2 separate regions of the Homo sapiens genome follow, and region 1 is linked to region 2. Evidence: read pairs that join two places in POLR2A ChIA-PET (ENCODE). Cell type or tissue: Caco-2. All regions are shown on one strand. Each heading gives the region's core, and the rest is flanking DNA. Links, peaks and the distances in the headings are about the cores only. Region 1 overlaps ITSN1 (intersectin 1). Region 2 overlaps ITSN1 (intersectin 1).

Region 1 (11,618 bases), core at 1,247-9,246, 56 kb after region 2:
TAATGAATTTTTAAAAGTCTTTCAGCAGTCAGCAGATAAACAGTTAATTTGTGATACACTATGAGCTCTTATAAACTAACAACAAAAGACATGCAATATATAGAAAATTTGGCAAAGGATTTGAATAAGCAGTTCATAGAAGTGCAAATCCAAATGGCCACGAAATACAGAAAAATGATGCTCAGGTTCACAAGTAGTGAGAAGAATTCAGATTCTGAATTCTTTGCTGAAGGGCCCATGACTACAGGAGAATGGGGAACTCCTATCTGAGGCAAAAAGGTTTCTGCAACCACAGAGCTTTGTTTCCTGCGTTATGATCCTTATTTTCTAAAATGTGCCAACTTTTACAATCTTGATCACTTTTAGAGATTTTTTTATCTTTGTCTTATGCCATACTTTTTATTGTGTTACATGTTTTCTTTCTTTGAGTTAATTCCAGCTATGCAGAATTGTTTTCTGTGTAACTTAATTTTCTTTTGTGAACACTGTCCGGATATGGCTCAGTCTAAAAGATCATGGTATTTTAATTGAACTGTCTTATTTAGATCTTTCAAATACATTTTTCATAATATTGGTTTAAAAAAATCCTCATGCTTTTAATATCTGGATTAAAAGAAATAAAATCTGAATAAAACTTTTTTATGCAGAAGAGGTTAAGTCATGAATATGCACAGTTTTGATGATATAATGTAGTTTCCAGTTACAAGGACAAACTTTTGCTTACTTGATCTTAGCCAAAAGGCCGAGAAGCGATTCCTTTTGCTTACTCTTCTTTGAGAAAATACTTTACATTAAAGCTCATTACAGTTTGCACTTGGACCGTGTATATTTGAGTACCATTTTCAAATAGCAGACACATTTTGTAAGCTAACTTACAAAATTGTTGAGTGATATGGGGCATGATTCTAAAGAAAAGTTAGTTTCAAGAGCTTTAGAGGTTTAGTAGCATTATAGTTGAGTAACCCTAGCATAGCATAAGTAGGTAGCATAGCATACTGTGTCATGTTCCCACATTGAGGTTTGTAGAGCTCTACAAAGAATGCAATCTAAGTATCTCTAGCAATATTAACATTCCGCTTCTAAATCTTTTTCTTTTCTAATAGCTTTATTGTGAAAGAATTCACATAATAAAATTTACTCGTTTAAAGTATCTAATTCATTGGTTTTAGTTTATTCACAGAGTTGTGCGACAGTCACTATTAGCTAATTTTAGAATGTTTTCATCACTTCAGAAAGAAACCCCTTTTGATGTCTAAAGTACAAATCCTCACACTGAGGCTGAAAATTACCTGCTAAAGTGGCAGAGTGAAAGATATTTTATGTTTATATAAAACTTGGCCAGTATTTACAGGCTATTCCCCATAGTTTGGTAAACAGTTATGTTTTCTGTTGTTGTCTCTAGGGGTAAGAGTGCTAATTATTTTGTTTTCGTGTTGGTGGGAGTGGTGGTTTTGGAAAGGTTCTTTTATGGTCACAGTTGTTCTCAGGCCATGCTGTTGGTTTGCAGGGCACTAGCTGACATGAATAATGATGGAAGAATGGATCAAGTGGAGTTTTCCATAGCTATGAAACTTATCAAACTGAAGCTACAAGGATATCAGCTACCCTCTGCACTTCCCCCTGTCATGAAACAGCAACCAGTTGCTATTTCTAGCGCACCAGCATTTGGTAAGTCTGAAAATGAATTGGTTTCTGTATTTTCTTGTATATTTTAAAAATAAATGTTTTCCTTTTTTTCCCTCTCGGTTTATAACATTATGAAATTCTAGGAGGTAATTCTGTCTGAAAAATGATGGCCCCCTGCAGGAAGATAGTGCTGGGGAGAAGAAGGAGCATGTTCACATTTGAACCCTGGGATGTAAAGTAATCAAAATGAAAGCAGAGATGCAGGCCGCCAGTCAGGGGAAAAGGAAGAAACTTACAGTCCGCTGCTGCAGCTTCTGGGTTTTTTTTTTTTTTTCTCTTCCATTATCCTTCAGGTTGTTGCATACTTCCTTTTGATTTTCGGTTTCCATAATGTCTGTTTCTCCTTGTGCATAAACAATTCCTTTGGATTATGGCATCTAGAAATATATATATTTTGAATCACAGTACTGAGTCACTTGGCCACATTAAATTCTTTCTTAGAACAAAATGGAATAGAGAAAAAATAAACATTGTTATCCTGATTAAAAACCTAATTCCAGCCGGGCATGGTGGCTTACACCTCTAATCCCAGCACTTTGGGAGGCTGAGGCAGGTGGATCACCTGAGGTCAGGAGTTCGAGACCAGCCTGGTCAACATGGCGAAATCCCATCTCTACTGAAAATATAAAAAATTAGCCAGGTGTGGTGGTGCGCACCTGTAATCCCAGCTACTCGGAGAGGCTGAGGCAGGAGAACCTGGGAGGCAGTGGCTGCAGTGAGCCAAAATTGTGCCACTGTACTCCAGCCTGTGCGACAGAGCAAGACTTCGTCTCAAAACAAACGTGATTCCATAAAAAATTATCTTTCAACCAGGTATTTTTCTTATAAGCTAATTGATTAATTAGTTGACTGAGATCAGTAGTTCTGATTTCTGTTCTCATTCTAGACTTTAGGTTAATTTGAAGATCACAGTAATAAAATCTAACATCTGATTCATGGGGAGGTTCTTTAACAGTTTAAAACAAAACATGAAAATTGTGGCTAGAGTTTCTTTTCATCTCTTCATCCTCAGATAGCTGATGATAGGTGATAAAGTGAAATAGATTTCGGAGGGGGCAGTCAACAGTAATTCAGGGTGTCTCTGATATAATTAATGATAAGCTAAGATACAGAAATACTCTGGTTTTACTTACTAGGTTTCCTATTAAAAACAATGTATTGCCTTTCTTTTAGTAAGTTTTAGCCACAAGGCTGGTTTTTGTAAGGGGAAAGGTTTTGGAAGATTTTTAGGCAAATAGGATAGTGGTCCAAGAAAAGAAAGAAAAATCCATATATGAGCAAAGGCGAGGAAGAGCAGAAGTGAACACTGCAGCAGCCTCCACATGACTGGGGCCGTTGTTTGTCTTGTCCAGTGTGTGCTCACAATGTTTAGCCTTTAGTTAACCAGCTAATTTAAGTGGAACTTGCTCTGAATCCCTGAAGATCTCTGTAGCCAATCTTTGGTCAGGACCCAGGCGTTAAAATAATTCAAGGGTGTTTGGGGTCGAACACAGTGGCTCATGCCTGTAATCCTAATGCTTTGGGAGGCCAAAGCAGGAGGATTGCTTGGTCCCAGGTGTTGGAGACCAGCCTGGCAACATAACAAGGCCTCGTTGCTACTGAAAATTTAAAAATTAACCAGGCATAGTGGTGGGTGCCTATAGTCCCAGCCACTTGGGAAGCTGAGACAAGAGGATCACTTGAGCACAAGAGGTCAAGCCTGCAGTGAGCCAAGATCACACTACTGCACCCCAGCCTGGGTGACAAAGTGATACCCTGTCTTAAAAAACAAAAACAAAAAACAACGGTATTTGGTTTTCTTTTGGCTTTCTTCCAATGCTACAAGAAGAAATCTCATAGTGGAGAAAAGGTCAAATGACTAGAGGCACCCCATTTCTCCTTTTTCTCTCAAACCTGGGGTCAATAATTTTTCCTGTACCATTTAATTCATTTTCTCTTATTCCATTCTGCCATCAGAATTTCAGTTGTGGAGCTATTGCTGATTTAGTTTCAGGAGGTTGTGACCTTACTGCTGAGAAAGTTTTACAGTCGTTAAGTAACCTGCTACTGTTAAACCTGCCAGGATTTCTGACCTAATACTCTGCCAGGCAGCCCATCACTCTTCCCCCCAGACTTCTCCCTGTCTTTCCTCACCACATTGATGTTCTCAGTAAATGATTTTGATGAGGCTAAACCATGAAGGATATCAGAACATAGGAGAAGTTACCAGTATATGATCTTGATCAAGTTTACTTAAGTATTTTCTAGTTCTACCTCTCAGCTCAATCTAGGGTAAAATACATATATATATTTTATAGTTTGTTGAGCCACTTGAGAATAAAATAATTTATTACTATTGTCATTGTTTTATTTATTTATTTATTTATTTTGAGACAGACTCTCACTTAGTCGCCCAGGCTGGAGTGCAGTAGCATGATCTTGGCTCACTGCAACCTCTGCCTCCCGGGTTCAAGCAGTTCTCCTGTCTCAGCCTCCCGAGTAGCTGGGACTACAGGGACATGCCGCAACACCCAGCTAATTTTTGTATTTTTAATAGAGACAGGGTTCCACCATGTTGGTCACGCTGGTCTTGAATTCCTGACCTCAGGTGATCCACCCACCTCAGCCTCCCAAAGTGTTGGCATTACAGGATGAGCCACTGCACCTGGCCTGCTTTCTAATTAATATTGAAAATTATTGGTTAGGTGTGGTGGCTCATACCTGTAATCTCAGCACTTTGGGAGGCCGAGGTGGGCAGATCGCTTGCGCTCAGGAGTTTGAGACCAACCTGGGAAACATGGCAAAACCCCATCTCTACAAAAAATACAAAAATTAGCTGGGTATGGTGGTGTGTGCCTGTAGTCCTAACTGCTTGGGAGGCTGAGGCAAGGGGATGGCTTGAGCCCAGGAGGTGGAGGTTGCAGTGAGCCAAGGGAGATCGTGCCACTGCACTCCAGCCTGGGTGACAGAGCCAGACCCTATCTCAAAAAACAAAACAAAACAAAAATCTGACTCTGCATTTCCTTGCCCTTATATATAGTATGTGCCTTCACATATAATATTTGATCACAATGATAACCCTAAAAAGTATGCAGACTGTATTAGCCCTGTTATATAAATGAGGGAACTGAGATTCTCAGAAATTGAACATTTTGCTTAAGGCCATATTTCTAACAAAGGAGATAGAACCTGTCCAAAGCTACCATTTATCTAAAGGCGAGATGGAGTCTCACTCTGTCGCCCAGGCTGGAGTGCAGTGGCATGATCTCGGCTCACTGCAACCTCCGCCTCTCGAGTTCAAGCAATTCTCCTTCGTCAGCCTCCCGAGTAGCTGGGATTACAGGCACCCACCACCACACCCGGCTAATTTTTCTATTTTTAGTAGCGACGGGGTTTCACCATCTTGGCCAGGCTGGTCTTGAACTCCTGACCTTGTGATCCACCCGCCTCGGCCTCCCAAACTCCTGGCATTACAGGCATGAGCCACCGCACCCGGATGGCTTTAGGTTTTTTAAAATTACCTTCTCCGTGCCTTCATTATCACCAAACTAACTGGGTGACATGACGTGTCACTCTTCCATGGTTCCTTGTCTGCATGGGTTTTTTGTTTTGAGACAGGGTCTCACTCTGTTGCCCAGACTAGAGTGCAATGGCACGATCATAGCTCACTGTAGCCTCCAACTCCTAGGCTCAAGCGTTCCTCCTGCTTCAGCCTCCTGTGTAGCTGGGACTACAGGCATGTACCACCACACTGAAGTAATTAAAAAATTTTTTTTATAGATAGAGTCTTGCTCTTTTGCCCAGGCTGGTCTCAAACTCCTAATCTCAAGTAATCCTCCCATTTTGGCTTCCCAAAGTGCTGAGATTACAGCATAAGCCATGGCACCAAGCCTCAGATATTTTTTAATGTAGTTGTTAACACACTATAGAATTAAGGCTCAGACTGGAGTCTGAACAATGATTTTGTTCAACTCCCCTACAGAGAAGAGAGAAAAATGGGGTGCAGTGATACTGTGACTTGCCTTAGAGCACCCTGAAAATAGAATTTTCTATTGTAGGAAATTCTATGGGTAGACTTGGTACCTTCTTTCACCAGTGTGCACTCAGCATAATTCTTTTGTTCTGGACCCAGCTTATACAGGAGGAGTCTGTTTTTCTTTTGCTTGGTTTTTGTTTTGCCAGAGTACATGGTTTTATTGGATTAAACCAGTGTTTTGTAAGCCCCTACTGTGTGTCCTAGTTGCTGGGAACATGCTGGCCAGCAAGACCTCATGGCTTCTACCACTGTGGATCTTATTTTCAAATTGTGGGGAGCAAGGAAATAAATACTTTTAGGTGAGAATAAGTGCAATAAGTTCATTAAAACAGAGTAATAGTAGAGAGACAGAGAGAGAGAAACCAGTAGAACAAGATGGCCAGGGAAGAATTCTTTGAGCAGATGACTTTTGGAACTGATGTAGATGATGAGAGCCATGTGAAGACCTAGGGGAGAGGCCTTCCAGGCTAAAGGAACTGCACTGGCAAAAGTCCTAAGGCAAAAACTAGCTTGGGGTTTGGAAGGTGTGCGAGGGGCGTCGTAGCTGAAGCATGGGGAGACCATAAGGAAAAGCAAGCAAACAACAGATTAAGCAGAAGAGTGACGTGGTTGATAGACTTATCTGTGTTATCTGAAGACTGGAATGTAGGGGACAAGAATGGAATCCTGGAGATCAGTTAGGAGGCTTTTGCCACGGGCAAGAGGCAATGGTGATTTATATCTGGTGGTGATAATCAATGTGGAGGACAGATTAGATTCATTCTAGCCTGTATTTTGGGAAAAAAGTAAAAAGGACTTGTCAGTAGATTGGAAATAAGAAATGAAAAAGGAGTATTAAGGCTTTTCACATGAATAACTAGATGGATGGTATAAGTGTATACTGAGATGGGGATAACAGGAAGAGGAATGGTTTTAAAGGAGAAATTAAGAGTTTTGGTGATTTTGAGAGTCCTAGTAGATTTCCGAGTTGGGATGTTAAGGAGACAGGGATGACTACGTTTGACTGAAGCTCAGAGGAAGGATCGATCAGCTCTGGGGCAGTTTGGATATGGAGAGCATGTCTTAGGGGCAAGCTTAGCTATAAGGAGTACAGTGTAGACCCAAGCCTTGATGTGATGTGACATTTAAAGGTCAGGCAAAAGAGGAGAAGCCAGAAACTGAGGCTGACAAAAGTGAAATGGCAGAAGATTGGTGTCCTGCTACCAAGAAAAAGTGTTTCAAGAAGGAGGGAATGCTCCATTGTTTGAGCTGCTTTTGAGAGATGGAGTAAGAATATGGCAGAACAGTGCTGATTAGATTTGATGTGATGAGCTTTTGAGTGACCTTGACAAGCAGTTTCAGTATAGTGATAGGGACAAAATCCTGATTGGAGGCTTGGAAGAGGGGAGAGAATTTCAAGAATTAAGACTTACACAGGAAGAGGTGATGGCAGCCAGAATACGGCTTCTGGTAGATGTATTTATTTAGAAAGTCATTCATTCAGAAAAGGTAGTCAGTTGTCAAAAGGATGATAGTCTTTTTGCAGTGGCTATTTAAAGCACAGTAGGCCAGGCACGGTGGCTCATGCCTGTAATCGCAGCACTTTGGGAGGCCAAGGCTGGAGGATTGCTTGAGGCTCCTAGTTCAGGACCAGCCTGGGCAACATAGTGAGATCCTATTTATATTTTTTTAATGTAAGTAGATAGATAGATAGATAGCTAATAAATTTTTCCTTTTCTGTAAAATGGAAAAATTATTATGTAAGAGAAGATTTCTAACAAATTTGGAAGCTTAAAAGATGCTTTTACCAGTCTGATGATTAAACAGTATTTTTAAACTTGGCCTTTTCCTCAGTGTCTTTTTGAGGTTAGCCTCCTTTTAGGTTAGGGGTCTGCAGCACAGATGGGGTACGTGTCTTGAAGGTTAACTGGTTGCGCAGTATGCTGTGTCAAGCCTTTTGAAAGTCTGAATGATGGCTCATGAAAACTTTTGGTTTGTTTCCATCTATTTTTATTTGTTGCTTGAGTAGATTGACATTCTTACTTAAGCAAAAACCAGGATTTGGAGTATAATTCAGTATAGTTATCAAAAGAACCAAATTTTTAAAAAGAAAAACACATTAAAAATATAGTTATCAAATAATCTTAGAAAATTTTGGAATTCTAAAACTGACAAGGTAAACCTGATACATGTTGCTATGTGTGGATATGTAAAGTTAATCTGATTCCAAATGAGATGTGTGGTAATGTGCTTGATAGTGTGCACGTGAACTGTAAACCAGTCATCTAGATGACTATAATTATAAACTTACTCAGTAAAGCCCAAGTTAGAATTTTTTTCTTCTCTTTGTTGGATTTTCAGTGTCTATAAACATTGTTTTTAAAAATGAAAATAGGCCGGGCGCAGTGACTCACGCCTGTAATCCCAGCACTTTGGGGGGCCCAGGTGGGCGGATCATGAGGTCAGGAGATCGAGACCATCCTGGCTAACATGATGAAACTCCGTCTCTACTAAAAATACAAAAAAAAATTAACCAAGCATGGTGGCGGGTGTCTGTAGTCCCAGCTGCTCGGGAGGCTGAGGCAGGAGAATGGCGTGAACCCTGGAGGCAGAGCTTGCAGTGAGCTGAGATCGCGTCACTGCACTCCATCCTGGGCGACAGAGCGAGATTCCGTCTCAAAAAAAAAAAAAAAAAAAAAGGAAATAGTCTGATTTTCTTACTGTATAAGTAATAGATGCTGCTTGCGAGTCAACAATGCAAAAAGACTTAAAAAGTAAAAATTACTATTAATTCTGTTACCCAGTGATGACCACTGTGTTCAACAACACTATTTTTAAAATCTTTTTTTTTTTTTTTTGAGGTGGAGTCTTGCTCTGTCCCCCAGGCTGGAGTGCAGTGGCACCTTCTCGGCTCACTGCAACCTCCGCTTCCTGGGTTCAAGCGATTGTCCTGCCTCAGCCTCCCCGGTAGCTGGGATTACAGGCATGTGCCACCACGCCTGGCTAATTTTTGTATTTTTAGTAGAGACGGGGTTTCACCATGTTGGCCAGGCTGGTCTCGAACTTCTGATCTCAAGATCCACCCACCTTGGCCTCCCAAAGTGCTGGGATTACAGGCGTGAGCCACCGCGCCTGGCCCTATTTTTAAAATTTTACACAAGTAATACATGCTCTTAGTAAAAAGAAATACAAACAAAACAGAATTGTGTACATTTGTAACAGTGCAGGAGGAAGAGGGAAGAATTAGGGTACCTGGTGCACTTGAAACAGGAGAACCCCAAAATAGCTAACAGGTATTTGCAAGAAAGTTCAACCAGGCTGAGAGCAGCAATAGAAATAGGAAAGGGTTATGCTCTCTGCAGTACTGAGTGAGTACAAAGGATCTGAGAGATTTGGAGCAGTCCAGCCCCTATGAACTCAAAAGACTGGCCCAACAAGCCTTCCTTTTGGGACAGGGCTTCATACTCAGGAAAAATGACTGGGAGTGGAATCAAAATTGAGCAGTATAGGGACATGGATACAAAGGAAAGAGATGGTCCAGACAAAAGTAGGGGAGGAGAATGGAGACTGGAATTCCTAAGAAGCAAGGCTCACATAAAAATGAGCAACAGAAAGTATCAAGCAAGGTCAAATCCACTGCAGAAAGTGTCAAGCAAGGTCAAATAACACAAAGTTATTATTAGGAAAAAGGAGAATAAAGGGAGAAATAACACCCCTGTGGACAGTGAAAGCACACCAGTAAATCACTACTTCAAAACAAGCTCAAAGAGAATAAGAAAATGATACAAGACTTGAAAGATGAAAATCAGAGTTTTTAAGGCTCATAAATAAGGTGACAGAAAGAATGAGAAATAAAAGAAAAATTCATTCTAGAAATGAGGATGCAACTAGAAGCAACACAGGGGATACTAACTGAAGAAAAATAGAAGTTACAAAGAGGAAAAAAATTTAAATTAAAAGGAAATGAGGCTGGGCGCAGTGGCTCACGCCTGTAATCCCAGCACTTTAAGAGGCCGAGGTGAGCGGATCACCTGAGGTCAGGAGTTCAAGACCAGCCTGGCCAACATGGCAAAACCCCGTCTGTACTAAAATTACAAAAATTAGCTGGGTATGGTGGCACATGCCTTTAATCCCAGCTACTTTGGAGGCTGAGGCATGAGAATCGCTTGAACCCGGGAGGCAGAGGTGGCAGTAAGCTGAGATCACACCACTGCACTCCAGCCTCGGGGATAGAGTGAGACTAGGTCTCCTAAATAAATAAAAGGAAATGGAAAAGATATAAAAAGAATTTGAGAAACAGTAACAAGTATTTAAGACAAAGAAGATTGAATGTATGGGCAGCAGGAGTCCCTGAGGAAGAAAACTAAACCAATGGAATAGAACAAATGATAAAAATGAATTCAAGACAACTTTCTTAAAATAAGAGATTCTAAACTATATTTAAAAGAGTATCATGTGGCCAAGAATATCAATCTAAAAAGTCCAACACTAAGATATATTCTAGTTAAAGGAGAAATTATTTAGACATGTAGAAAAAGAAAGCATATGACTTACAAGGGGGAAAATTAGATTATGTTCAGATTTTTCAACAGCAGTGCTTTCTGCTAGAAGAAAATGGAGTAACATATTTAGAATTCTCAGGGAAAGAACAAGCCAAGGATTTTGTGTCCAGAAAAACTGACTTTCAAGTAGAAAAAACAGACAAAACGTTACCAATTTATAAGGCTTCGGGGTATATTAACATGAGCCTTTCTTAAGGAATCTATTAGAGAATGTGCTTCAGACAATCAAAATAGCTAGACCTAGGTCATCATAAGGACTGATGGTGAGCACTAAATATATAGTTAGCTGTAGAGCTAAGACTGAAGGAAGGCTGAGGAGGAGAGAGTATCGGATGTAATTCCCATGCACTGTCAATTGGATACGATAAAACTTTAAGGGGAGCAGGACTGCATGCAAAAAAATAATTTAATGCATTCAGAAATTAGTATTAGTATTGTTATTCTGAAACTGTTGTCTGAGATATGTGGTAAAAACAAATAAGTAATTACGGAATAGTCTAATTCTGTCATTTTCTATACCTTTGAAATCTGTATTCTTGGTGTGGAAGAAAGGAGATAACAAATATAATAGTATCAAATGTAATGAAAAAGCAGTATAGTCTTGGATTTGAATTTTCAAATTGAAAGTATTAATATGAACTCAGAAGGCGTCTCTCACCACACCCCCCATTCTCTTCATCTATCCATCTATTTGTCTCCTAGTTCTGTTCACTGAAAAGACTAGATACAATCATCTACCCCAGCAGCACTGAGCATCCTTAGCGTCCAGATTGTGAACTTGAAATATCATTTCTCACCAAAAGAAACCAGAGTTTCTTGGAGAAATGGCTGAATCCAGGTCTAGATATGAAATGTGAAGAGCTTGAAGGACCCATCTTGTAATACTGGTCAGCAAGGAAGTTATCAAAGCATAGTAGGAGGATATCAGAAATTCTCAGAAGCCAACCCGAAGAGGCTTACATTGGCCAAAGAGAGGACAGTTTGAACTTCAAGAATGATAATGTGCCATGAATTAAAACTCAATAAATATTTGTAAATTTATGACTCAATAATGATTTAATAATGTATTTAACAAGAATAATTTACCTTAAGAAGATCCTAAGAAACCAGTTCATTACCTTGAAAACAGGTAAAGGGAAAGAATCAGGCATTTATTATGCCTTTTGTATATGAGCTGTACAACTGGATAGCCAACTAGTATATCCTCATTAGAAGCACCTCTTTATAAAATTATTACAGCTAATAAATGACAAAGACATAGTAGGATTAGAACATCACTATTTTCAACTCCCCATAAATGAATAAATATAGGCGTTAAGCATCAATGACTGCCAAGATCACAAAAAGACAGCTACATTTTGTGTGTTTCCTGTAGT
Region 2 (11,618 bases), core at 1,717-9,716:
TGTATATGTGCCACATTTTCGACAGAAAACCAAACACTGCATGTTCTCACTCATAGGTGGGAATTGAACAATGAGAACACTTGGACACAGGGTGGGGAACATCACACACCGGGACCTGTCGTGAGGTGCGGGGAGGGGGGAGGGATAGCATTAGGAGATAAACCTAATGTAAATGACAAATTAATGGGTGCAGCACACCAACATGGCACATGTATACATATGTAACAAAACCTGCACGTTGTGCACATGTACCCTAGAACTTAAAGTATAATTAAAAAAAAAGAGTTTGCCATGGAAGTGGAGGTCAGGAGAGGGGAGAACTGAGCAAGTATGTGGGTATTTCCAGCTCCTACTTCTCCCAAGAACTGCAGGCTTAGATGGGCAGCTGTCTAGTAGGCAGATCTTCTTGGGCATCTAATAATAAGCTGTTCAAAATTAACATAGCCAAAGCAGAATTCTTTTTTTTTTTTTTTTAAGACAGAGTCTCACTTATCACCTAGGCTGGAGTGCAGTGGCATGATCTCGGCTCACTGCAAGCCTCGCCTCCCTGGTTCAAGGGATTTTCTTGCCTCAACCTCCCGAGTACCTGGGATTACAGTTGTGTGCCACCATGTCCAGCTAATTTTTATATTTTTAGTAGAGACAGGGTTTCGCCCTGTTGGCCAGGCTGGTCCCAAACATCTGGCATCAAGTGATCCACCCGCCTAGGCCTCCCAAAGTGCTGGGATTACAGACTTGAGCCACCGCACCCAGCCCAAAACGGAATTCTTGATGCTGTCCCCACCCTAATGCGCACACCCCAGTCCTTTCTCGTCTTAGTAAATAGCGCTGTCAAACACCCATTTAGGCAGGCCAGAAACTTCAAAGGTGTCTTTGATTCCGCTCTTCCACCACTTTATATCTACTCCATCATGAAGTCTTGTAGACTTTCTGTCCAGAATATATCCTGAGTCTGACCACTCCTAATCATTTCCACTGTTAAAACATTAGGCCACCACTGTCTCTCATGTGGGTGTTTATTGTGGTCTTCTGGACGTTGTCTTGGTTCCACTTTGTCTCTCCCTGTAATCTGTTTCACATAGTAGCTTCTACAGTGTAAATAAGATCATATTATTCCCTTGATTAAAACCTTTCAAAGACTTCCCATTACATTTAAAATAAAATCCAAGCCTTACTATAAAAGATCCACTTGTCTGGCCTCTGTGCTTCTCCAGTTTCTTCCTTCTGCACTCCCCTTGTCTGCTTTGCGGTAGCCTAACATGTCTCTTTCTATCTCTTGAACAGGTTCTTTTCTTTCGTTGGGTCTTTATACAGGCTGAACCTCCTCTAGAACTAACTAGAAGCTACCTCTGATGTCTTCTCAGAGAGACTTTCCTTGACTATCCCCAGGCACATGAAGAAGCCCCACACACCCCCTCTAGTCACCATCTATCTTGTTAACCTTACTTATTTTCTTAAAGTGGGGTTCTGTATGTAAAATGATCTTCTTTATTTGTTTACTGGTTTATTAGCTGTCTTCCTATTCGAGAATGTAAGCTCCCAGAGGACACTCTGTTTTGTTCACTTCTGAATCCCTAGCACTTAGCCCCGTGCTTGGCCCATGACATTTGTGGTAAGTACTAGGTGACCATTTTTGGAACTGTTCCCACCCCACGGCCTGCATTCACACTTTAATCACAGCAGCTCAGCTTTTATATCGTGAGCTTCAGTGGGAGGTTTTGTTTACAGAAAGTTTTCTTGGTTGACAAAAGCCTGAAGATGATTTTCTTGGAAGATGAGGATTTATTCTAAGGATATGTGAGGAAGCAAAGTTTTTGTTGTTGTTGTTGTTTTGGAGGGGTGGTGGGGGATCCGAGTCTCGCTTTGTCATCCAGGCTGGAGTGTAGTGGCGCAATCATGGCTCACTGCAACCTCTGCCTCCCGGGTTTAAGCGATTCTCCTGCCTCAGCCACCTGAGTAGCTGGGATTACAGGCATGCGCCACCACGCCCAGCTAATTTTTGTATTTTTAGTAGAGACAGGGTTTCACGGAAGCAGAGATTTTCTGTCAGTGTTCCATCTACTTCATAATGTATTGTTGATATGGTTCTTGATTTTTTAACCTGAAGGCATAAGCATGAAAATAGCATAATGATTTTTCACAGTTCCTGTCCAAGAGTACTTTTTCTTTACATGTTGAATTACCTACCATAGATTGTTTTATCCTATAATTAGAAAGATTATGAGATTACATCATCTTATATTTACCCTTAAAGAGTGTTTCCCGAATCATAAGCCAAAGCCTTTGTATAACCTTATTATGTAAATATTTATGTTTCAGGTGTGTTATTCCCTTTGTGTGTGTGTGTATCTATATACATATATATGCATAGTATTTGTGTTCTCTTATTCCTATGACATTGTAAACGTTCTAGTTGATGATGTCTGTGCTTCCATTGCAACTCTTCACTGCATGGGTACTCTGATGTGTATGGCTTGCTGCTCCCCAGATATTCGTTGACTTTGTGACATCTGTCCTAGGACAATTTCACTATTTTAGTTTTTGGCTACTCAGTTAATTAGAAATGCATCTCAGTTGTATTTTAAGTTATTGCTTTCTACATTTTAATCAGTAAATACAAAGAGATTGCCTTTAGTTTTTGTTATGTGTATTTTCAGGTTATGTTACTGGGAGTACAAAGTTTTACAATTGTTGCTTTCTTTGTGGATTATAGGTTTTAGGAAAATAAAATTTATCGTATTGACAGTTTTTGCCTTGAAAGGCTTATTAAATTTAGCAGTCCTCCCTTTTTTGTGTGTTTTTTGATCCTTATCCTTTTTTTTTTTTTTTTTTTTTTTGAGACGGAGTCTCGCTCTGTCACACAGGCTGGAGTGCAGTGGCAGAGCTCACTGCAAGCTCCGCCTCCCAGGTTCATGCCATTCTCCTGCCTCAGCCTCCCAAGTAGCTGGGACTACAGGTGCCCGCCCCCACATCCAGCTAATTTTTTTGTATTTTTAGTAGAGACGAGGTTTCACCGTGTTAGCCAGGATGGTCTTGATCTCCTGACCTCGTGATCCGCCTGTCTGGTCCTCCCAAAGTGCTGGGATTACAGGCGTGAGACACCGCGCCCAGCCCATCCTTTTGTTTTTAATCTGTCATTTTATTTTAGGTGCATTTCTAGTTCGCTTGGCCTGCTGTCTTTTTCATAACACTTTATTCCTATGTAATAGATATAATGTTCTTTTGCATTTTATTGTTTCTAAAGCAAATATCTTCTAATTAAGAAAAATAACTTCTAGTTAATTTATTTCAAGGGGAAGCAGTGGGGGTTTTATTCCTCTGGATGTTTGTTGTCTTGTGTCCTGTGGAATATTTTCTTTCTGTTTTTGTTCTTTTCTTTCTCTAACTCAGGACAGTGCTGAGGAATGTTTTCATTGGTGCCGTATTTTCTTTTTCTTTCTTTTCTTTTTTCTTTTTTTTTTTTTTGAGACAGGGTCTCTGTCTGTTGCCCAAGCTGGAATGCAATGGCGCAATCTCGGCTCACTGCAACTTCTGCCTGCTGGGTTCAAGCGATTCTCATGCCTCAGCCTCTCGAGTAGCTGGCATTACAGGCATGCACCACCACACCCGGCTAATTTTTGTGTTTTTATAGAGAAAGGGTTTCGCCATGTTGGCCAGGCTGGTCTTGAACTCCTGACCTCAAGTGATCCACCCACCTCAGCCTCCCAAAGTGCTGGGATTGCAGGCGTGAGCCGATGTGCGTGGCCTGGTGCCATACTTTCTGCATTTTTCTTTAAGGAAGGTTCCAAATGTCTGAAGTCCACCAAATGTCTGAAGTCCTGCCCAGACTTTTGGAGAGAAAACACAGCAAAGCAATCAGTAGGTTAATGACTGCATGGTTTCTGGACCAAATTATCCTCATCTACCACTTAGAACATTAAGTTGTAAACCAGAGTCAGCACAGCCAGGGTGGAGATTACTTATTTGTATCCCTTGCTCGTAGGTTATTTAATATTCTCTGTTGTGTCAAAGTTTAGTCGGGTATATTAATTAGTCAGCTTTTGCTAAATTATGTTGTGGTAACAATCTCCAAATCTCAGTAGTTTACGACAACAAAACTTTGTTTCTCAGTTTAAGGCTCTTTGTGGGCTTCATGCCATGGTAGAACCTCAAAAGTGGCATGTGCCATTTCAACTCATACTTCATTGGCCAAAAGCAAGTCACGTGGTCATGCAGGGCCTCAGTAAGCAAGAAATATTTACCCGCCCGGGGATGGACAGGTAGGAAAGGGTCTGTTAAGGAAGGGCAGCAAATATTTGGATAACAGTACTATGTGTTTGTATGGAGCGATATTTAAGAAGGTTTCCTAGGTTTTTTGAGGGGTATTGAAGCTGAGAGGTTGGGGGCAGGCAGGAAGCTCTGCAGCCTGTAGCCTATGGTATCAAGCTTCATGAGAACGAGAATTAACTAGTTACATCTTTATTACCATTTTTGGCATCTCTGCAGACAGTGGATCTAATGCATGATAGCTGATTAATAAATGTTTGTTGAATTAATGAACAAAATAGCAAGAAAGTAACGTATTCTGAGGCAGGAGAATTGCTTGAACCAGGAGGCAGAGGTTGCAGTGAGCTGACATCATGCCATTGCACTCCAGCCTGGGCGACAGAGTGAGACTCCGTCTCAAAAAACAAAAGAAAGTAAACAGATTATTTTCATGCTATTTGATGCCTCCGCTTAGTTTGGAACCAGTTTTTATTTTATTTTATTTTATTTTATTTTATTTTATTTTATTTTTTGTTTTGTTTTTGTTTTCGTGTTTTTTGAGACGGAGTCTCGCTCTGTCGCCCAGGCTGGAGTGCAGTGGCGAGATCTGGGTTCATTGCAAGCTCCGCCTCCCGGGTTCACGTCATTCTCCTGCCTCAGCCTCCTGAGTAGCTGGGACTACAGGCGCCCACCACTATGCCCGGCTAATTTTTTTGTATTTTTAGTAGAGGGGTTTCACCGTGTTAACCAGGGTGGTCTTGATCTCCTGACCTCGTGATCCACCCGTCTCGGCCTCCCAAAGTGCTGGGATTACAGGCATGAACCACCGCGCCTGGCCTTGGAACCAGTTTTATAGAGCAGTTCCTACAATAGCTCCTTTTATATTTAAAATGAAAAGTGCTTTCTTGGGGGTCATTTTGCCATACCAAAAGATTATGTGCTTAAAAAAAAAACTACATACTAATTACAGAAAAAATTTTAAATATGCATTAAATACAAGCAAGTAGAGGTTGTGTTCTATTTGGCTACTCAGGACAACTATTGGTGTTTTGTTATATATCCTCCTATATAATTCCTTTCTTTCTTTTCTTTTTTTTTTTTTTGAGATGGAGTTTCACTCTTGTTGCCCAGGCTGGAGTGCAATGGCGCAATCTCAGCTCACCGCAACCTCTGCCTCCCAGGTTCAAGCGATTCTCGCTTCTCAGCCTCCCTAGTAGCTGGGATTACAGGCATGCGCCACCACGCCCGGCTAATTTTGTATTTTTGGTAGAGGCGGGGTTTCTCCATGTTGGTCAGGCTGGTCTCGAACTCCCGACCTCAGGTGATCCACCCGCCTCGGCCTCCCAAAGTGCAGGGGTTACAGGCATGAGCCACATAGTGCCCAGCCTCTTTCTTTTCTTTTCTTTCTTTTTTTGAGATGGAGCCTCTCTCTGTTGCCCAGGCTGGAAGAATACAGTGGCACCATCTTGGCTCACTGTAACCTCTGCTTCCCGGGTACAAGTGATGCTTGTGTGTCAGCCTCCCAGTAGCTGGCACTACAGGTGTGCACCACCACACCCAGCTAATTTTTGTATTTTTAGTAGAGACGGGGTTTCATCACATTGGCCAGGCTGATCTCCTGACCTCAGGTGATCCACTCACCTCGGCTGCCCAAAGTGCTGGGATTGCAGGCTTGAGCCCTTTTTTTTTTCCCCATATGGCTTCTGAACATTGTTTATATTTATTGTCACACTAGGATCACTTAGTTTTGTACTTTTAGTAGTATCTATTGCTTTATTTGTTATGTTGCCAATCGGCAGTTGTAAAGGTCGTAGATGAAATAGACAAGTATTTATAAGATTAATTTTATCTTACCCTTGTTCTCTTTTTCTCTTCTTGAATTTCCTCCTTCAAATATATGAACTATTTACTTAACCAAACACTCTCTTTCTCTTCCCTCTCACCATGGCAAGAGTGAAAGGGACCAGAATGATGAAAGGTAGACAGTTGGCCTGAGGAAATAAGGTGCCTTGGCGATTCTCAGACTGGATAATCAGCTCCTGGGGAATCAGGCGCTGACTTTTTTTTTTTTCCTCCTGCTTTTACTCAGAGATCATCTTTTCATATTTTGGGATTTGTGCAGTCATTTCAATGATCTAAAAGTGAAGAGCTTGATAATAAGTTGATTTTAGTCCTACTGTCTTTTTGTGACGGATGTGCTAGATAAGCTTAATGTGAGTCATTCAAGAACCAAGCCCCTGTTTGAACCTGTCCATTGAGGGCCCTGTTTATCAGAGGTTGAAGCATTTTTTAGCTAGCAGCTGATCTTGGGTAAGCAAGCCATTGTACAAGTTCCCCATGCCTAGTTGTTTTGCATCATTAATCATCTTTTCTTCAAGCCATGGAAACATGGCTGAGTCTTGAGTCATCTGGCTCTTCCCAGTGCTGGAAATCCACCCTGCTGAGGTGAATGTGTGAAATATTTTTTGTTCTCGGTAGAGATCTGAGAACTGGTTTGTCTCCTGCAATGAACAGATTGAATTCCTTATAAATATGTTACTAAAAGGTACCTTTTGTGTCCATTTTACAGATATCTGACATGATTATTTATTAAACTCCTTTAAATAACTCCTGTGCTTAATGCAGTTTCCAAATATTTGAAATACTAAATGTAGATTTAGGGAACTCAGTGACCAGTTTTCATTTGCATTTTGATGAATTTCTCTATTTTAATATTTGTAGTTGCTATCCATTTTAGAAATATCCACTCTGCCAAGTAGGTTGGGAATGTGTGCAAGAATGACAGCTTAAATAATGTGCTTGTTTGCTATTGGAGCCGATGCCCCTAAGTAAAGCTACCAGATAAAGAGAGGAAAGGGGGAAAAAAGGAGGAGAATGAAGCCACCGTGTAACATCTGTTAGAGACTCAATGTGAGCCCTGTGAGTTAGTCTTCATTTCCCATGCTATGTTTTATTTTTATTTTTCCTGTTCCATTAAAGCATTTCGGTTAATTCTGTATAAGTAGAATGCTGATAACTCCTTAGAGAAATGTGATTCAGTAATAACCTTGTTTCCATGTGACTACTTATCTAATCTGCCATGCATCTGCTTTAAGGAAGGTGTCCATTAGGGTCAACTCACAGGTCAGACATTAATCTTAATTGTCAAATGTCTCAACTCATTGCTAGAGACTAAATTGATCTTGATGGCACTCATCTGAGTACCGATTCACACTAAAAGACAGTCAAGGGGTTGTTTTCCTTTGTGTGTTGTAATTCTTAGCAGGATCCTAAAAATGAAAGTTTTAAAATGTGGAATAGCATGATTAATGAGGACATTTATTAAGGTTAAGGCAGTTTAAAAGTTCAGTTTAATCTAAGGTTAGCTTGTAGGAACTGATATAAGAGATAGTTAAAAATTTGTTAAGCTTTACTTAAAACCTGTATTTGGGGGTAGAAACAGTTTTCCTAGGGTACTTATAATTTCCTTTAATTATCTCAGAAAGAGGGTCTCTTATTAGGATGAGGGAAAAAAATGACCCGTCATTCTTTTAAATCAGGTTTAATTTATTCCTGATATTTATATGATTCTTATATGTCATGTAATTCTTATGACATATAAGAGAGAAAACATTAATCTAGAGTAGGTAATTTCCTAGTTCAGCTTCTTCCACTTGTGTGAACTACAGAAGAACTGAAGAGTAATTGTAATTGTTTTATAACTTTAAAGAATTTAAGAGATTAAATTGCTGTCCTTGTGAATTCTTTGTTAAGTAACTCTCAAAGAAATAGTCAAGTTAAAGGGGATTTACTTTCTAAAACTAGCTTTCTTTTCTTTCTGTCTAACCTTTTATTATGAAAAATTTCAACATCTACAAAAGAAAGGAGAGTAGTATCATTACCCAGCTACAGTCACTGTTAACTCTCAGCTAATCTTGTCTCCATCCTGCCACCCTCCACTCCAGATTATTTTGAAGCAAATTCTAGACATCACTTCCTTTTATTAAAGCAAGTTGCGTTTCATAGTGACAATAGAAACCATTTACTCTTGGCACAGGTGCTAAGGTCTGAATACAACTTTAAGGAGACAGTGTCTGCATTGAAGAGCTTATGTTTTAAGAAAGGAGTTTATGTTTTCACTGGATATACTCGGCGTTCAGGGAATCAGAGACTTTCTTCAAGTTTCCCTTGTCTTTTAAATAGGGACGTATTTGCAAGTTCTTATCTGTTTGGAAATTCCTGTAGCAAGTTCAGGTTTAGTCATTCTGTACTGCTTTGGTGGTGCCTTATCTAAATAGTATTGAAAGGAAGAAAGAATTATTTCACCAAGAGTTGGCCTTGAAAGGAGTTAGATGTATTGGGTATATTTAGGAAGTACCCCTTCAACGCTGTAATAATATACCAACTTTTAAAGCTACCTCATAATAGCTCTTAAAAACACATTTAAAACACTTAGAGGTGATCCTTTTTCCTAGCCATCAGTGGGACAAATTAATTCCTTTTTGAGTAAAAAAAAAAAAAAAAAAAAAATTCTCTTTTTTTAGTACTCAAGATCAGCAAGTATTGGTTGACTCATTCTTTGTTGTTAAACCTCTTGGTTTCTCAGGCCAGTGTGTCTTTTTGTATACTTTGACCTTGCACTTTAAACTGAATTCCTTTTGTCCTTTGAGGGAGGCATAAAGCTGTCAGTTCCTGTTGGTGAGTGTGGGAAATTGAGTTTTCACTCTTCTCTATAATTTCTGCATTTCAAGTGGTTTTAATAATAATCATAACTATTTCTCAATTTTACTTCTTAAAAAAGTAGATTCATCAGACTGAATTGAATATTTGTTTTCCTTCTAAAGCTGAAGCCAATTTTGCCATACTTGTTTGTGCATTCTTAAGAGTTTAGTACTTAAGCATAGAAAACTGTGGGGTTCACATTTATATTTTGCTTTATTACAACTTAGAAGGTAATTGATGACTTGGCTCTGTGGTATGCTCAAAGTGCTGGACTGAGCTAGTTCAAGAATGTCATTAGCAGTGAATGGGAAATATGTGTCTACTTTTCTTCAGTAGCTAAACAGAAGTAATTATATATTTACATTCTACCTATTTCATAGGGATGTTGTTAGAATTACTGTGATTAGATTTTTTTTTTTAATTTCCAAATGTATTTAAGCTTCTTTACAGATAGGTGCCATATCAAAGCAAGGTGTTAATGTCATTTTTCTCAATTTGTGTTTTTGTCACTAGAAATATATATATATTGCTTTTTCTCTTTTCCTGGTATATTTTTCTGATAAATGTTTTGAAATTTGTTATCTTAAGTTTTTCATAGCTGGAATGCTAGAAAAGCATTTATGTCCTATTTTTAGTGCAAGTGATGAGTCTGGCTGGGTGGGTAAGTTAATGGCAAGGTAATTGAACTGTGCTGAGTGCTCGCCGATGTATCCTTCTGGCCTCTCCATTTTCAGGGTAGAGTTACTGTTTACAGTGACATGTTTCACAGTCTGTGTGACCAGCCAGTGTGAATCAGTTCGTCTATTGCCTGGCTTTCTTGAGCTCAATTTTTGTCTCATTTCCCCTTTCCATTTTATATATCACATTTCAAGATGGATGATCTACTTGTCTAACCACTCCAGGGAAGATTGGTGCCATCTAATAAAGTCAAAATGAGGTCCTGCATGTTACCTGGCATAAATTAGAGAATTATAGAATGAATGTGTGAACAGATCTGAGACTAGAGCTAGGTCACGAAACTCCTCAGTTTTTTTGGGTTCTCATTATGTGTTTATGGATGGAATTGTTCTCTTTATCTGGTTTGGGTGGTTTTGTTTGTCAGTGGCCAATGTGGTGGATATTTCAACACAATTTGGACATGCTTCCTATATATTTTGCAGAATGGTCTTTTTCTTTTGGTTAACTTTATAACTAATAGTTAAAGAATTTTCAAGCCTCAGCTGGGTACGGTGGCCCATGCCTGTAATCCCAGCACTTTGGGAGGCCAAGGTGGGCAGATTACCTGAGGTCAGGAGTTTTGAGACCAGCCTGGCCAAAATGGTGAAACCCTGTCTTTACTAAAAATACAAAAATTAGTCAGGCCTCACTCCAGCCTGGGTGACAGAGCGAGACTCTGTCTCAAAAGAAAAAAAAAAAAATTATTTGGGCTTGGTGACGTGCACCTGTAATCTCAGCTACTCGGGAGGCTGTGGCACGAGAATTGCTTGAACCTGTGAGGCAGAGGTTGCAGTGAGCCAAGATCGTGCCATTGCACTTCAGCCTGGGCAACAAGAGCAGAACTCCATCTTAAAAAAAAAAAAAAAAAAAAAAAAAAAAAAGAATTTTCAAGCCACATTAGGATGCTTATCGGCATGAGTTTTACATAATAAGACAATCTGAAATGTATTTGAGTTTTGATGTTTCTAATCTGTAGAACTTGAAGGCCTAAGGATTTTGTAGTTTTTTAGGGAACAGCATTCCTCTTTCTCTCAGGTGATCTATGTTATGTTGACCTACTCAAACATGTTAACTTTGAAAATGAACCAACGTTCAGGAACAAATGAAATGACATTTTCAGGACAGCATTCCAAATACATAGTTAGGGACAGTTGTTCGTAGCTTCTGGAGTGTTTGAAAATGGCCCTCATATCATACAACTTGAATTGGCATTCATTGACAATCACTTTGCTTTTAAAAGATGCTTAACAAAGAGTTGTAAGTAACATACTTTGAGACTGAGTAAATAAAATAAACATGCGAACCTTTGATGTTAAGCTGAGTTTGTTTGATTTTTCAGGCTGAATATACAAAGACTGTTTCTAGGAAAACTTGTGCTTTGTACAGATAGAGGAACCTCCTAAGAATTTTGATTGTGGCTTCCAAAATAGCAGATTTCTAGAATATGATTACCTACTTTATCTAAGATTTCAAAAAGCTGCTTTGTCTATTTTATGATATAAAGTTTTCAAAAAATCATCACTGTTTTGTTTGCCTTTTTTTTTTTTCTTGAAAAGGCATGTGTTTAAGCATCAGCCTTATTAGCTGGACTGTTATTTCATGTATTTCTGTTAGAACGCTGGATAATGGACTTGAAACTTACATGGCTAATATAATACCATGAAGTTTAGGAAACTAAGGGCTCATTTCTGTTGTATTCCTTGGAACGTATGTGGGTTCAAGATCAAAATCATTATTTCTTCTTTGTTTTGGTATTTGTCTCTTTCGGGAATTAAAATTTGTTCCCAAACATTCGTAGGACTACACTGTAGCAGGAATCTGAATAGAAAACACTCCTTGTTTAGTTCTGAGTTTATGTGGATGAGGACTAAGTGACCATTGAAGGTGGAAGGGTGATCACAGAGATTACTCAGAACTTAATTTATTAATTCTAAAATGCGTTCATTGAATACACA

Evidence for each region. ChIA-PET counts read pairs that join two places held together with the same protein. Peaks named below come from ENCODE experiments on the same cell type or tissue, not always from the same donor. Only the 100,000 strongest peaks of a DNase experiment are listed, where the experiment ranks them.
Region 1: POLR2A ChIA-PET joins it to region 2 with 11 read pairs; 5 of 35 experiments call an interaction of 5 or more read pairs at or near these places.

What each region holds. Positions count from the first base shown.
Region 1 is chr21:33,733,537-33,745,154 of GRCh38, forward strand. It overlaps ITSN1 (intersectin 1), which reads left to right. Exons shown (of 40, transcript NM_003024.3): 5 at 1,508-1,668. Among named protein-coding and RNA genes, the nearest start is that of ITSN1, 97 kb to the left of the region's middle. RefSeq lists a silencer at 8,657-8,759. In Caco-2, for the core only: no CTCF peak of the experiment used is centred there; a DNase peak (open chromatin) is centred at 6,245.
Region 2 is chr21:33,676,885-33,688,502 of GRCh38, forward strand. All of the region lies in intron 1 of ITSN1 (intersectin 1), which reads left to right. Among named protein-coding and RNA genes, the nearest start is that of ITSN1, 40 kb to the left of the region's middle. In Caco-2, for the core only: no CTCF peak of the experiment used is centred there; a DNase peak (open chromatin) is centred at 6,577.